Regions from separate parts of the Mus musculus genome. Here all the other regions are linked to region 3. A link is a loop called in an ENCODE intact Hi-C map of the cell type or tissue named here. Cell type or tissue: left cerebral cortex. All regions are shown on one strand. Region 1 overlaps Dmd (dystrophin, muscular dystrophy). Region 2 overlaps Dmd (dystrophin, muscular dystrophy). Region 3 has its middle 130 kb from the start of Gm24470.

Region 1 (2,500 bases), 970 kb before region 3:
TCTTTTTCCAGAAATATGGATATAGTTATCCAATTCACTTCAATTACACTAAATAAATATTTTACCAGGCACTCATGGACATAGCAAATGTCAAACTAAACTGGTCCTCATCCTTCTGGTAGTAAACTAGGTCTTTCTGACTTCCTTTATTTTTCCTGGACTCTTCTTTAACCTTGGTCAAATTCCCTAGTTGCTGTTCCTCTCAAAACACTTTCTCTAACTTAGTACATAGAGAGCACTTGGTTATGTTATATGTTATGTTCAAAGGACATCTCTCTAGTATTATATTTCCTAACTCTTGTATTATTACAACCTTTGATAGTATCATTCAGATTTTTTTGTTTCAATGATCTATTTTCAAAGTTTCATAAGGACATAAATACTGTTTTAAGTATTCAATGCTGAATATTTTTGTTGCACAAACCATAATTTGCTAACTCAATTTATTTGCAAATGAATCAAGATCAATGACTTGTGATCATCAGTAATTATGCCATGATAAGGGCATAGTAAACAGCTAGACACTGAAATTAACAGAATGTATGTTATAATTTGGTATACTTTTCTTTTGCAATGTATTTCATATTTGGTTCAATAGGTGTTTTCCAGAAGAGTAGGCAAAATTATTAGAAATACTCTTATACATATAATTGTGTGGCAAATGTGTTCTCCCTGTGCCCCATTGAGCCTTTCCTTCTAGCCCATCTACATGACTTTTGACACTTGACCACCCAGTTGATTCCAAGGACACACTAGGCTGGGACTCAGGTATGGAAACACAAGTCAGGAAAGATTTACAAATAATTTTCGTGTGTACACCAATGATTATATGGCATGACGATTATATCAATGAGTACTTAATCAAAATAAATAGTAAATTTTTACATTATAGTAACATAAAATCTCAGCTATCAATATGGCTATGCCTGAATCCTTTCAACTGAAGATTGAACCTAGTAGGCATATGAGAATTAAAATAACTTTCCAGTTAGTTAAGATGATCAGATATAGAATACCCTTTCCAATTATTTGATTTTAAAGGAAATTTATGTATTCATGAAAAAATAAAATATAGTGATGCTAAGATGAATGAAAAACTAGGTTATTAAAAAAATATATATATTTTTGCTCATTTGAAGCTCATCTGCAAATATGTTGCAATCCACTAGAGGGAGCTGATATCATTTTAAAGTTTTACTGACTGATTTCCTAAGAGAAAAATAAAACCTTTAGTAAAACTGTTTTACAAAGTAGAAGAAGAAAAAAAAAAGCATATTATAAACTTAATTTTATTTAAACAAAATGAAGCTAGAAAAGCTAGAAAGGCTTCATTCATATCCAAATTCTCTAGAAATGTTTTGTTTTTGTTTTTGTTTTTGTTTTTTGTTTGTTTGTTTGTTTGTTTTTTGAGACAGGGTTTCTCTGTGTAGCCCTGGCTGTCCTGGAACTCACTTTGTAGACCAGGCTGGCCTCAAACTCAGAAATCTGCCTCCCGAGTGGTGGGATTAAAGGCGTGGGACACCATACCAGGCTCTAGAAATGTTTTAAATACCTTTTTTTAAAAAAAATATTTACAAAGGCAATCAAGAAGAAAATGCATGCATTATTGCTCTACTTTTATCTTCTATTTCATTAAGAAAACAAAGAAAATAAAAAGAGGATTTATGTAATTACTGAGTTCCAAAAGTAAAATATAGCCCAAAGGATAATTTGTCCTTTCCTAAGATTCAGTTCCCACAAGGATGTAGTTCTCAGATGACCTGACAGAGCATCAAAAGATACCTGTACAAATATCTCCACCTACACAAAAAAAATATTGTGAAAGTCTACTGAACTGGTCCTTTATTTTTAACAATGCTCAAAACTCCTGATTCTGGAATTCATAACCCACCATGGAGAAGTTATATCTGTAAAATTATGGTTTATTTGCTTTTATCCAAAAGCATCAGAATATTGAAGGTGAAAAAAGATACATTTTCTTGTACAATGTGAGTATTTTGTCATTTGTTAGTGGAAAGAGGAAAATTCCATTGTTTTTAGTTCTTAATATTTTATTAACACATAACCCATTAAAAGAATCGGACTGAAGGGGATGAAGGGCTTTGCAACCCGGTAGAAGGAACAGTAATATCAACCAACCAGATACCCCAGAGCTCCCAGGGACTAAATCACCAACCTAGGAGTACACATGGAGGGACCCTTGACTCTAGCTGCAAATGTAGCTTGTTAGGCACTAATGGGAGGAGAGGCCCTTGGTCCTGGGAAGGCTAGATGCTCCAGTGTAGGGGAATGCAGGGCCAGGAGGTAGGAGTGGGTGGGGCAGGTGGGAGAACACCCTCATAGTAGCAGTGGGAGGGGGGATGAGATAGAGGGTTTAGCCTTGGGGGACTGGGAAAGGGGATAACATTTGAAATGTAAATAAAGAAAATATCCAATTAAAAAAAAGTGTTTTTACTTACTTGTCTGTAGCTCTTTCTCTTTGGCCCTCACACCATCAAAG
Region 2 (2,500 bases), 920 kb before region 3:
AAACCTGATGTTACATATTCTTACATTGTTTTCATATTCCAAATGCATTAATTTATTCATTCTTCAACATTAACATTCCTATCAAGAAACCTATTCCTTGTTGTCTCACATGTACTTGTAGTTTTAGATGTGTAGAATTAAGCCCATTTTCCACAAAACTATACATTTTAATACAGTAAAATTTAATGATTCTAGATTGCAATAAATGCAATTTTGAAAGCTACTAATATATGTAATTTAGTAGAATTCACTTTATCCCAACGTAGGCCTATTCACTGTGGGTTTAAATTTGAATTTGTCCAAAGTATTGTCCATCAAATCGGATTATCTGCATTATTAATTATGGACAACAAATTACATAAGATGAGTTCTTTTTGTGATATATTCCACAGAATGTAATGTCAGTGCTTTAGTATTTTAGCTAATTAAGGGTAGGAAAGTCCCTGAGTTACATGTCATTGGTGTTTTCATCTTTTCTTGTTAGAAAGCTGAATGCACTACAAAGTCAAACTTCTGCTGAAAGAGATTATACTTAGTCAAAGTATTTCATTATCTGATAGATAAGAATGTCTTAATAATCTCCTGGTCTAAGCTGAATATCAAACCTTAATCACTTAAGATCCCAGCCTAATGTGTAATTCTAATATGTGACATGATTTTGAGAAGTCACTTTCACATCTTCTACTCATATAATATTTATGGGAACTATCTCAAAGTTTAAAACTAAATAAAACCTCTAAACTGTTAAAGTTAGTGCTAGCTATAACAGAATAATTAGTCATAATGAAAACAAATATGGAAATAGTATAAAAAGTGTGTGGCTCAGAAGACTGACAAAAAAATGTTGCTAAGCACAGATGACTCAAGACTGGTTTACATCTTTCATAAATTTTAAAGTCCTTATAAAACACAAATATGTGAAAAAAATAACCTTAACAATAGGTAACATGAGTATTACCTTATGTGGTATATGTATATGTGACATGCTGTCATAGTAAGGACTCTATTCTTGTGCAATTTAATATGCCTAAGTTGAAACTACATTTAGTTAAAAATTCTATTGGAAATGTTAATGTCCTTGTGAAAAGATATGAATCACTAGAGGGCGCACCTTCCCTTTCAAAACTAGGCATCTCTTTAGCTTTTCTTTCATTTTCTTATCTGCATAAAGGTAATATGGTGACAAATGGATTTTTCCTGGAGGCTTTCTTATACAGAAACATAAAATGTCCAAAGATAAAGGTAAAATTGTGTGCAAAGAACATGTTAGTAAGACACCTTCAGATATAGAGCTAAAATGCTTTCAGCCATTTATAAAACAAAAGAATCTTGAAGTCCTAACACATACAATAACTCCAAAAAAATCCTTCCACATAATTTAAACTCTTCTCAACACGCAGGGAAATAATCATAATGCAGACACCATTATTGTTTTGTGTACAGTAGCCAGTAACCAAAGGTATGGTTCCTGGGTCATTGATTCATCTAATCTCTAAACAGTGTATAAATAAATGGATTATCACACTCGGTCTGTGTGCCTGTAACTGCATCCATGTATTATACAAGTTAAGTCTTACTAGATGTAAGATAAACTAACTTAAAGGAAGAAAAGAAGGGGAAAATAGAGTTTCAGGATTTTTAACCAAATTAAATGTTTTTGTGAAGGAAAAGATTGCTTTTATTTTTTAATATGGATCATTTGAATTCCCATATGGAACCTTGGCTATTATTCTTCATAGTTTTCACAAAGCTATAGACAACTATGATAAATATTAATTCGTGTATATAAAGCCTGTATTAACTGTGTTCTTCACTGAGTGCTTGGCGGGAATGAAATCATGCTTTATTGTTCTTACTTCCTCGCATGTCAGCTTAGTTGCACATGTTTCAGTTTAGTGTTAAGGGCAACAACAGCAAAACCATAAATCAAGAAAGCTAAAACAAAGACAAAAACTTAGGAAAGTAACCTTATCCATTTTAATTTTTATCACAAGTGCCCATGGGACACATATGCTCATACCTCTTTTTGTAATAAGATTAATTGGAACAGATCCATGATTATCATTTTTATAGACTTTTTGGCTACCTTTTTATTATGTTCTGGCTATTAGAGCTAATTTGAACCATTGTAAAAGAGAGAGTGTAATATACAAATCCCCCGAATGCTTCTCTGTTTCTTTGGAGTAAAAAGAGATGCTGATTATTTTCCTGTTTTGTGTAACGTAGGAGGGATGGCTTCTCCCTATACATTTGAAAAATTAGATTTATTTATTCTTTGAGTAGCAGTGGAAATTGGGTGTCAGTTCACATCCAAAGGTGAGAGGACAAATTGTAGAAGTGGTTTATCTCTTCCAATCTGGTAGGTCCAGTGAGTTTGCTTATTTTTTATACAAATGAACTGGAGGGAATGAAACTGAAAAAAAGTTATTTGATTGCATTGCCCAGAACATGGATCATCCATCTTTGCAGCAAGCATGTATACTTGCTGGGCCATCATTTT
Region 3 (2,500 bases):
GTATATTTATTTGTTCTACTTCACAGTAAGGTATCTATTCTGATAGTTTTAGGTCCTGCATATTAATATTTCACAGAACAAGAAGGCCCAAGGATATGGTCAAAAAGCATATTCTTACAGATGAAGTTCAAGTCATATAAAAGCCAGTATTCTAGAGCTCTTACAACTCTCCTATGTGAAGTTTTCTTTCTGATTTGCAATGCTTCAGTAAGTGAAACAATAAGTGCAGGACAATATAACAAGCTTATATTTATTCACCAGTCTATTATATCAAACAGTAATCATTTCTTCACCCTGTCTGTATGTGCACCAACAGTAATTTTACCAAGTTAAGAAAACAGAACATTGAAGAATTGTGTATGCTATTCCTTTCCCTAGACCACCGCATCCTCTTCAGAAATACCTAGTTAACAGTAGTGATGGAAAATATTGCTCATTTGTCAGAAAAATTATTTCTAGTTACAAGCAATTATTTAATTCTCCTACCTTATTTATATACTTCCCTTTTTAAATTATTGCTTGCTATCTCCTGGACGAATTTATGTTCTTTTATTTTTAAAGAATTGAGAAAAAAATTCAAGATTGTGTGTATGCATGTTCTCTCTCTTTCTCTCTCTCCTTCTCTCTCTCTCTCTCTCTCTCTCTCTCTCTCTCTCTCTCTCTGTGTGTGCATGCATATGTGGTCTGTTTCTTTTACCCTTTTCATTTGTAAAAGATGGATGGTATGAGAATGGGAGAATAATAGGATGGAGGGAAACAAACCTTCCAAAGCATATTTCTTAGATGATAGTCTCTCCTCCAACTCATCTTTCCAGATGAAGTATGTGTGGCACACTAAAAGGCAGCAAGTGTATCACAAGTGGAAATTTCAGTGGACGGGGTCCTCAGTAAGAGGGAACCAAAGGGCATTTTTTTTTTAAATTGGGAAATACATAGTGGTGCTACATGAGGTTTTTACTTAAAGAAACAAATAATTGCTTTTCTCACACAAATGCTGTAGGGGGAAAAATACAATATGTGCTTGTACAAACAGGAATATCAACAGCCATTTCTAAAATCTATCCATTTTAGGGTTTGGAAATATATGCAGATATATATCCTATTTCATTTTGTCCCACCTGCCTTTCACATTCTCTGTTTTTATGCATTTCTATCTTTTAAAAAAAAATGTTTTTCCCTGTATTACTTCAGAAGCCACAGAATTAAGCAGTTGGGATTTGGAGACTGTACATTGCCTCGCTTTGCATGCTGACGGTATTCCAGAGCCAGAAAGATCGGCAAGCATTTCTAAAACTCTTAAGATGCATTTGTCAGAGAGGGTGTACTGCCTGCTTTTTTCAGGTGTGTGGCCCAAAGCCTGTAAGATTTCATTAATAATCAACAACTGGTGCCACCTAGTGTCTGTCCTTCCCAGTCATCAGCAGAACCAAATAGCAAGCGCTTCTTAAGTCACAAATGAAGGAAGCATAGACTACAAACTAATAAAAGAACTCACAGTTTGGGGAGTCCAGTGGCTGATTTAAATTTCATTATCTCCATTCAAATCCCCCCTCCACCTTTTGTAAGTAACTATGGTAACAACAGTGCAGTATGAGTGAGCAGGAAGCTCACATTTTTCATAGGAGACAATTCACAAAAGAAGAGTTCTACTAAAGAATTTAGGACAAGAGTGTCTCCCCAACTACCACTTAAAATCACAAAGAAAAGTTGAGAAATGAACATGAGAGGGGAAGGAAGTATTTTAAACAATATTTAGATACCATTAAGATTTTGGCTTCTAGCGCAAATCAGCACTGATTTGGATGCAAAATTCTGTTAGTCTTTGAGTGCCTCAAATATCAATCAAGTATTAGGACAGACCATACAGGACTCAATCGTACTTCGAAGAAATAATCAGACTTTAAAAGCCATATTATTAAAACCGTTGCTGCTAATTGCACATCTTGAAAACTATTTTCATTGCTGCTATACAAATGAATTATGAATGACACAGATGACCCCATTCTGTATGCTTCAAGGTTAAAAAAGTACTCTTCAAATTCTTGCTTATTTTTCCAAACATATGCTAGTAATTAATTTGAATGAATACAAACAAGTATAATTAGCCTGCCAGTTTGCAATTGGTTCACTGATATTTAAATACATGTTAGCTCACTCTTTCTAAGAGGAATACGTAATTGAAAAACATGAACTAACATTCAGAAGAAAAAAAAAGTTACATAACAGCCAGTGGCGTTCTTAGACCAGTCTGACTGGGATATTACAATTACTAGAAAAAAGATCCACTGCCTGGGAGCAACACTGTGTATACTAAAAGGTCACATAAGATATTTGTGTATAATAGTCTATTAACTTGGGTAATTTAGCAACTTGGGCTACTAAGGAGATAGGGTAGAGAGCTGAAAGCTTCTGTATTACTTAGTGAAAAATCATGCTTTTCCTACTCAAGAAAATCTATTTCTATATTATTTGACATCTATTTTAAGCAATCACTTGTTAA

Evidence for each region. Hi-C counts contacts between places; a loop is a spot of excess contacts. Peaks named below come from ENCODE experiments on the same cell type or tissue, not always from the same donor. Only the 100,000 strongest peaks of a DNase experiment are listed, where the experiment ranks them.
Region 1: it touches region 3 in a loop (10-fold over the local background); 2 of 42 quality-filtered maps call a loop at or near these places.
Region 2: a loop joins it to region 3, with 4 times the contacts of the local background. A loop is called at or near these places in 6 of 42 quality-filtered maps.

Annotation. Positions count from the first base shown.
Region 1 is chrX:83,786,275-83,788,774 of GRCm38, reverse strand. It overlaps Dmd (dystrophin, muscular dystrophy), which reads right to left. Exons shown (of 79, transcript NM_007868.6): 21 at 2,460-2,500. Among named protein-coding and RNA genes, the nearest start is that of Gm46696, 96 kb to the left of the region's middle. In left cerebral cortex, a CTCF peak has its summit at 1,166 (motif pointing right); a DNase peak (open chromatin) is centred at 1,172.
Region 2 is chrX:83,739,341-83,741,840 of GRCm38, reverse strand. All of the region lies in intron 17 of Dmd (dystrophin, muscular dystrophy), which reads right to left. Among named protein-coding and RNA genes, the nearest start is that of Gm46696, 140 kb to the left of the region's middle. In left cerebral cortex, a CTCF peak has its summit at 1,096 (motif pointing right); a DNase peak (open chromatin) is centred at 1,112.
Region 3 is chrX:82,816,131-82,818,630 of GRCm38, reverse strand. It overlaps a transcript of Dmd not described here. Among named protein-coding and RNA genes, the nearest start is that of Gm24470, 130 kb to the right of the region's middle. In left cerebral cortex, a CTCF peak has its summit at 1,405 (motif pointing left); DNase peaks (open chromatin) are centred at 1,395, 1,834 and 2,177; H3K4me3 peaks cover 1,490 bases; H3K27ac peaks cover 1,045 bases.